Linked DNA regions of Homo sapiens: region 2 is linked to region 1. A link is a loop called in an ENCODE intact Hi-C map of the cell type or tissue named here. Cell type or tissue: GM12878. All regions are shown on one strand. Each heading gives the region's core, and the rest is flanking DNA. Links, peaks and the distances in the headings are about the cores only.

The links. A loop is a pair of places that touch in the nucleus more often than their neighbours do. Peaks named below come from ENCODE experiments on the same cell type or tissue, not always from the same donor. Only the 100,000 strongest peaks of a DNase experiment are listed, where the experiment ranks them.
Region 2: a loop joins it to region 1, with 7 times the contacts of the local background. A loop is called at or near these places in 1 of 110 quality-filtered maps.

What each region holds. Positions count from the first base shown.
Region 1 is chr4:138,402,868-138,407,273 of GRCh38, forward strand. All of the region lies in intron 2 of LINC00499 (long intergenic non-protein coding RNA 499), which reads left to right. Among named protein-coding and RNA genes, the nearest start is that of LINC00498, 92 kb to the left of the region's middle. RefSeq lists an enhancer at 2,753-2,812. In GM12878, for the core only: no CTCF peak of the experiment used is centred there; DNase peaks (open chromatin) are centred at 2,754 and 3,524; H3K27ac peaks cover 1,328 bases.
Region 2 is chr4:137,640,029-137,644,434 of GRCh38, forward strand. No RefSeq gene overlaps it. Among named protein-coding and RNA genes, the nearest start is that of LINC02172, 97 kb to the left of the region's middle. In GM12878, for the core only: no CTCF peak of the experiment used is centred there; no DNase peak of the experiment used is centred there.

The sequences.
Region 1 (4,406 bases), core at 301-4,300:
GAGTTTTAAATCACAGAAATGAATATTAAAACTTGTTTCAGTTGACTTGTAAATAACAGTAAACTACTTTATTATGGAGGTTGTGAATGTTCTCTAACAGAATTTCAGGCCAGGCATGGTGGCTCACACCTATAATCTCAGCACTTTGGGAGGCTGAGGTGGGCAGATCACTTGAGGCCAGGAGTTCAAGACCAGCCTGGCCAACATGGTGAAATTTCATCTCTACTAAAAATACAAAAACCAGCTGGGCATGGTGGCACGTGCCTGTAATCCCAGCTACTTGGGAGCCTGAGGCAGGAGAATCGCTTGAACCTGACAGGTGGAGGCTGCAGTGAGCCGAGATCGCATCACTGCACTCCAGCCTGGGCAACAGAGCAAGACCCTGTCACAAAAAATAAAAATAAAAAAGAATTTGAGAAAGTACTCATTATAAAATGATGTTGAAAATATAAAGCAAACAAAGTGAAAAACTCAATGGCTCTCCTAATTCCTAAGAAGAGAATTACCATATGGATAAGCAGTCAAGTGGGAAAAGATGACTATTTTCTGAGACCAGAGAGAAGCTCTCTAAGTCCCTCTTGTGTTAAGTCTGTCCTACTGTTGAGAATGTGTTTATGGGGTAGAAATTATTTCCCCATCTCTAATATTCTTTTACCATGCACTCAACAACCTAAGGATATGGTCTTAGGTTGTAGAGATCTTTGAAAGTTACTTTTCTGTGTCACTACAAGCATGCAGGCCGAAGACCAGGGTTGTTCTATACTAGGAGCACCCTCCATCAGAACTTTCTGAAATGTTAGAAATGCGCCATAACTGTACTGTCCAATATGTCAGCCATTACCCTCATGTAATCAAATGTAGCTACCATGACTGAAGAACCAAATTTTTTATTTTATTTTTATTTTATTTTAGCTATTTTAAACTTAAAAAGCTACATGGGTCTAGTGGCTCCGTCATTGGATAGAACAGCTGCAAAAGCAAACATAAAGCTTGTGGGCTGATAATCAACTAGATCTACTAAAAACATGTGTCAGTCTGCACCATAAAGAATAAACTATTCCTCTTTGAAGCATCTATGTTAGTTCTATCACCGCCATTGTTTCGGTTCTTTAATATCATCTGCTGTGGATCTCTAAAAACTGGGAAATTGAAAGCCAGGGTAGAAAATCTTATCAATTAAATCAGCACATTCCAGGTGACAGAAAATATTGGGAACTTGTTCACTTATCCACAGATCACAGGTGTGAAACTTACGTCATGTAGTGCATTGTGCGGCCCTCTTCATACATGTGGCAAACTACCCCATCAGCAACTATGAATAACAAGAGTTTTTATTTGGCTTAAAGAAAGAAATATAAACTTGACTTAATGAGAGTACTCTGACCAATGGAGGAGTTCTTTTAAGAATCAACTGTTTTTACCTCCCAGATAGACAGTCCAAGAAGAAACAGACTTAGTTACATAAAGGAAAATAAAGATCAGATGCAAAGAGTTTCTTTCCAACTTCAATATTAGGCAATGAAATGGGTTCCCAAAGGGTGACTTCAGAATCTCTAACACAGGACATTGTCATACAAGCCATCTGGTTTAGCTTACTGGTGTCATCCACTACATGCTATTTCTAGAATTGGGTATTTTATTTTAGCTGAATATGTTTGGTTGAGTATCTTACATAAAGGTCTTGCTATATTTTTTTCCAGACTTTGGACTCCCACATAGTCTAGTGTGTATGCATAATTATTTCCTTAAAAGTATAAGTTCAGAGTTAAGGTTAATAAGACCTCATATATGTTGGTACTAAGGTTGTTATTTAGTTGTAAAGTGTAGCAATGTGATTGGCACTGTATTGAGGTGCAAAAGATACAGTTCTTAACCTAAGGGCATAATCCAAAATCTAGCCAAGTGAAAGATAAAGATATGATTATAATTTTATTATTCAACACTTCTATTTGTAGAAAAACTCTAGGAAAAAAAGTTTTTAGAAGCATTATTGAGCAGTATGAAATAATATGGATTTCAACTTTTAAAAATTAGGGGTAAGAGAAAAGAAATAAGAAGGAAACAAGTTGACATATTGGGCAAGAATTTAGAGAGAGTAATAAGCTTGGTATGTGTTTATTAGCAGTAGACAATAAGTTTGGAGGATTAATTATTAACTGTAATGCAGAGAATAAAATCCTGCTATGGGCTGTATTTATTAAGCGCAGTTTTGACAAGCAATAATTATGTAAGCACAACATTCCCTTTCATAATTAGTTGGGTTTTTTTTAAGCTTTCACCATTCACAATTTGCCCCCAAAATGTTAACCATAATACAATACCACAGATGCAAAACATTCAGGGGGTCTTCGTGCACATTTTCAGCCTTCTGCAAACACACTCTGCCCTCAGGAATCAGTGAATCTTTGAGACAAGCTCTCCCCTATACCATTGCCCACCTGCACCCCAGGCCACAAACAAAATGGAAGATACAAAACGAGGTGATGCAGGATGGTAAGAAAGAGAGCTTTGGGTAGTGACCAAAGAGAAAGTAGATCTGAGAGACTGCAGGTGATGAAAGAATTAAAAATCCGAGACAAAGAAAGAGCTAGGAGGGTCAAAACTTCAGGAGCCCTGCTTTCCTGTCTCCAGTCCTTGATCTGGCTGAAACTGTGCAGAAGTGAAAGCAAGGGCCTGTGACAGGTGACTCTCTCACAGTTCTTTCTGCAAGAGACCATCTGACTCCTGCCACCAGTGTGACAAAGACCACATGGAGGTCTGGGCTGAAAATCAGATCACCAGCCTCTAGCAGGTAAGGCTGCTACTATTAGATTTGCCCTAAGACTGCTGGATATATTTTATGACAGGTACCATTGGGTAACTCATTGGTTAGGAATGTGGGTTCTGGAGTCAGACTGCCTGAGTTTAAGCTTCAACCCACTGCCTGGCTGTGTGACCTTAGGTAAGTTAATTACACTGCCCAGGCCTCAGTTCCCCTAACTATGAATAGGACACAGTGACACTGACCTTGTGAGTACTAAAGGAAATTGTGTTCAGGAAAATGTTAGAGTAGTGGCTAGTTTGCTATAAACACTCAACAAATATTATATTACTCATTGTTATTTGTAACTTTCTGACTCTCTTGGAATAGTTTAACTGTATTTTCCATAACAAACAAAATTACTGATATTTAATGGCTGCTGAACTGACAGACATGATGGTTTTAGTGGTTGGTAAATCTCATTAAACAGGTTTCTAATAGCCAACTGGTATTTAATGAGCATATTGATGGTCTTACTGTCTTTAAATTAAACCCTATTTCAACCATTTAATTTCTGTTTATAACATACTTCCATCCTTTTAAAAGAAGCATATAAAGCTTCTCTTGAAAAGAAAAATGTCCATTCACTTTTTTCTTCCCTGTTTTATTGACTGCCTAAATTCTTAGTAGCATTTGGGCAGACACTTCGTGCTGTTCAAGCCTATTGAGTCATGTGCTGTTGTGAAATTATTGTCTACCTAACCACAAATGCAATATGCTGGTATAACTTCCTCTTTTAAACAGTTTTTGATTGTCAGACAATCCTAAACATATTCTCTTTTCACTTGACAATGCAATTTTATCTATATGCCCTTCTTTCTTATTTTCCTTTTTGTCTTTGCCCCTTGCAGATGACTTCAATTCCATCATTACTATTCCTGTCTACTTGCAATATCAATATTATTTATCATTGTGTTGATGTGTGCTTTCTTCTATCCCATACATCCTATCAGTATAAACTCTTTCATTATATTGATTAACCAACTCAGTTTATGGCAGTGTTTCTTTATCTGTCATCAATTGATTATCACACATTCATCAGGCACTGGATAGAATTCATAGGATATGCCACAAAGTGAGAAGGGGGATCATTTGCTTCAGAGAAGACACATTTACTGATCATACTGCAAAGAGCAAGCTGACCCCTGCTTGAGATCTTACAGAGAACTACAGAAAATTCACAAAAGCCCCCACAAAAGAGTCTGCTGTGACCATCTGTCAAGTTGTCAGCTGTAAACAACTGCCAAAATGCTAGATCACCTCACAAGGAGCTGTGAAGTAACATCTTTGCTGCCTTTCTTACTTCTTCCTTCCTGGCACCAATCCTTGAAGAGCCAGAAAACTCTGCCGGTGAATTGGAGAAGGAGTAGAAGTAGTATTAGACTAGGTAATAAATCTCTTCCACCCCTACTTCAACTTCTGGCTTCCCACTCACAGCAGACTCAAGCTGCCAGAAAGGAAAAAAACTTCAACTTTAACACAAGATCAAAGTTTTTACAAACACATGCTTCTGACAGTTAAATTACTAAACTGGGGCAGTTTTCTGTGACCTGAAGTAACAAGAAAACTGTATTACTCAACAGTGACCAGAAACATCATGGAATCT
Region 2 (4,406 bases), core at 310-4,309, 760 kb before region 1:
AAGGTAACCACTATTAATAATAATCTAATTAATAATTAATTTAATTAATAATGAATAAAACTATTAATAATAATTTTGTGGATGCATAAAAAACTAAATTACTTTTCTATGCCTTCTAATAAAAATAATGGCAATCATTTGACCACACTTGATATGTGACAGGCATATTAAGTCATCTTGCATTATTTCCTTGACTTCTTGAAACATGTTGGATGTAGATATTTATTATTATTTATACAGTGCAGATGTGTAACTCCTATTTGGAAAGTTTGAGCGGCTTTCTAAAGTCATATAGGTAATGAAAGAAAGAGTCAGGTTTCAAAACCAGAGTCATCTAACGTCATAGACCATTTTCTTAATCATTATACTGGACATGAAACTTCAGCGTAATATGAGTGCAGATTTTACTCTTTTAAAGTGTTTTTTTTTCTATTCTAAAATAAGAAATAGAAAAGTGGGTTGGTACTAAGGGTAGCCTTCACAAAGTACAGGATAAATAGAACAACATCGTAAATAATAATGGGTGGAGAAAAAGTTTTCTTATTTCCAACTCTTTGACCACTTTCCTATGTGTTCCAGACTTATAAATGGTGAAGAAGGCAGCATCAACAGTTGGACAAAAGGAACTATGTTGCCAGGATAATGTCATCTCATCAATGTCATGGAAATCTATTGCTCATAAAGCATTAGTACTCAGAAAGAATAGCCACACCAAGAGCAAGCTGTCTGATTGGCCAGGGAATTATAATAGCTTTTAATGGGATTAAGAACTCTACCTAAAACAAAAACAAAACAAAAAAAACACATTATACCAGAGCCAAGGCTGAGCTGTCAGCTTGTGGAGATGGAGCCAACAGTGGAACTATTCATTTGACAATGCACATGACAAGATTCAGCTCAGACCATAGGGGGCACATTTTCAAATGAGGCCTCATTGATCCTATTCTGTAGTAATGGGATTTGTGAGCATCAAGTCTTGTGCATGAAAAATCTACATTTAGGTGACCAATTTTCCATGTGACAGAGCAATTTATTAAATCAGAAACTGAGCAAAATGGTATAACTGTTCTGGCAACTTTTAGTTCCGTTTTCTCTCATATCTCTGCTTTGTCAAAAAATGATACAGTCATTGAATGATAAACTAAGTGGAATGGTGAACTTACAGTGTATAAATAATGTAATGATACAAAGGGAAATTTAAAACTTATAAGACGTTTATGTTTGGTGAAATTCATCTGATTAAAAATAATAATGTAAGTGAAAGAAGTTAGCACAGTTCCTGAAACCTAAGACAGACTTCTTAAATGTTTCTTGAATTTGATAGAACAAGCTCATTTTAAAGAGACTTGGTTTTAATTATTAATCTGCTGCTATCACACTGCTATCACAATGCTCTCTGGGTAAAATTGTATAATTTTGTTTTTCCTAGTGATGCTGAAACCATGTTATAAAATATGCATGTTGTCGTTATTTATTTTGTCTTAGAATTAGTGGCTAAAGACATCTTAATTTTATAACCATGGACTTCTTTATTTCCTTTCCTCCTTTTCTGAATTTGAAGCAAGAGTTTTATTCAGAAGCATGTGTTCTATGATGCCATTTTGCTCACATTAAGTTGAATTTTTGCCAGGTGTTATGTTAGATGCAATCACCGCTGGGGATTCTGTGGGTGTTACTGAAAATTACTTGGACAGAAAAACAATATGTTGGCTTAATACAGGCTGAGAAAGTGGTGATGCAGGGGCACGAGGGAGTACTTCGCAACATGTAGCAGTGGCTGGAATTCTTTCTGCACCATTTCCAACCAAAACATCTCTACTCAGAGCTTTGTCACTTTACTGACAATACTCAGGTCAAAACTTTGTAGATTAATATCTTAGTGTAGATTTGTTCTCCTAACATAGCACCTACATAACTGAGTAATTTTTAACACTGTTTAAAAAGTGGAGGTTCTCCATTAAAAAAAGAAAATAAATTTTAAAAATTAAAAAAATTATCGAGAAATACAAAATATTGATAAAAAATTAAAAAGAAATAGACGAGTTTTAGCCAATCATGAAAATAGAAGTTTTCTTTCCTATAAATAGAATAGTTTTAGCCAATCATGAAAATAGAAGTTTTCTTTCCTATTCGCTAAGCTATTTTCTTTTATTCCCCTACCACTTGTTCTATGTCTCCCACTTTTCTCTACATGGCACATAAAGGGACCATCTGTTCTTCAGCTGCCCCATCCACATCAATGACTTTCAAATTCTTTCCTTTAGTCATTCTCTCTTACCCTCAGTTCTGGTTCCTTAATCCAATCAGTCAAATAGTATTTCCCACTTAGGTTATTTATTTACGTTTTTTTTTTCTATTTTTGTATAATTTTTAAATTTCAAAGACAAACATATATTCCTCTTATAAGAAGAAGTAAACAACCATCCCAATTAGCCTGAAACTGTCTGGTTTTACTAATGAGTCTCAAGCCCCAAGGAACCCAACAATCCCAGGCAAATCAGGGCAGCGGCTCATCCTAGGAAGATAATGATAGTTCTAACTATTCTGGCAGCCAAGGCAAAGATGAAAAATTGCTGTTTATCATAACTCATTATTATGAGAAATAAAATATACCGGTTCTCCTGTGGAACTTGGGGTGTGAGGGGTGTGTGTGTGTGTGTGCACGCGCATGTGTGTGCGTGTTTGCCAACTTCTAAATTTGAAAAAAAAAGTTAGTCGGGGTAAGCATTATTCAAGAGGCACTAAGTAATAAGTAATATGCAGAATTCTTTCTATTTCTCAAAACAACAACAACAACAGAAATAGGACCTAAAGGGCTAGTTCTTACATTGATCTGTGGAAACAGAAAGACCTAAACCTGGTAAGACAGAGGATAGGTGAAAGTAATTAAGTAAAAGTAATTTTGTGGTCATCTAAAGAGCTGATAAAACTTTCTAGACAGTTGTATGTCTAAAATAATTGAATAAATAGGTAATATGTCTCTTTAAGATATCATCCTATAACAATGATTCCTTTCTGCTAGGTATTTAATAGGACCTGGATAGCAGAGGAGAGATTGATCATTTGATCAAGGGTCTTATTAAAAGCCTTACTGCTTGGTACAGGTAGAGTATCCCTAATCTGAAAATCAGAAATCCAACATATCCCAAAATCTGAAACTTTTTGAGTGCCAAAATGACTTCACAAGTGGAAAATTCTACACCTAACCTCATGTGACAGATCACAGTCCAAATTCAGGCACAAAACACACATTTAATTCAGCATCCCCAAGAAAAAAAAAGATCCTCTCAGCCCCCTTCAGCTGTCATATATCTTTTCCATGCATGCCCAGTTTTCCCCATAGAAGCACACCCACAAAGGGTAATAAAATGACATTTGTGTAGGCCAGATGCCCCAATGGCAGGTTCCCCATGACACCTCACATGGGGCCAAGACCTACATGCATTACTCACTGTTTTTTGTTTGTTTTTGTTTTCGGATTACTTTCATCTCTATATTGTAAAGATATTGCTGAAAACATTAAAAAGTTTTGCAGATACCCCTGTTGATAACAGTGATATAAAAAAGGAAGTATTCATGTTTATTTATAGTACAGAAAGTCAAGCTGCTGGAAAAACACTGGACAGCAGTGTAAGTGTGAAACATCTTATAGAACAGTATGGTGTTGGAATGTCCACCATATATGACCCAAAGAAACCAAAGGATAAACTATTGATGTTCTATGTTAAAAGTGATGAACAGAAGTTAATGAAAAATAGAAAAGCACTGCAGAAAAATAAAAATGAACATCTCAATCATGTATTAAAAGAGTGGATCCATCAGCAAAACGGTGAACATATGACATGATGGTATGCTGATCATGAAAAGAGCAAGGATCTATCACAATCAACTGAAAATTGAAGGGAAGTATGAACATTCAACAGGCTGGTTGCAGATATTTAAGAAAAGACGCAGCATTATATTTTTAAAGATTTGTGACAATAAAACATCTGTTGATCACAAAGCCACTGATAAATTCTGACAAGTTTGCCAAGGTTGCGCTGATGAAAATCTGATGCCAGAACAAGGCTATTTGGCTGATAAAATATTGCTGTCTTGGGATTATTGTTCCAGAAAGACACGGACTATAGTTGATAAAAGAGCCCGTAAAGTAATTAAAAATGGCAGCAGCCAAATAACTGTGCTAGAATATGTTAATGGCTCACCCATGTATTAGTATTACTGTAAATTTGCTGTAATAGGAAAAAGTTTTAATTCTCATTGTTTTCAAGGAGTAAATATTTTACCAGTCCATTGTTATGCTAGCAAAAAGGCATGACTCACCAGGGACATCTTTCTAAATGGTTTCATGAACATTTTTACCAGTGGCTCATGCTTATGCAGAAAAGCTGGACTGGATGATAACT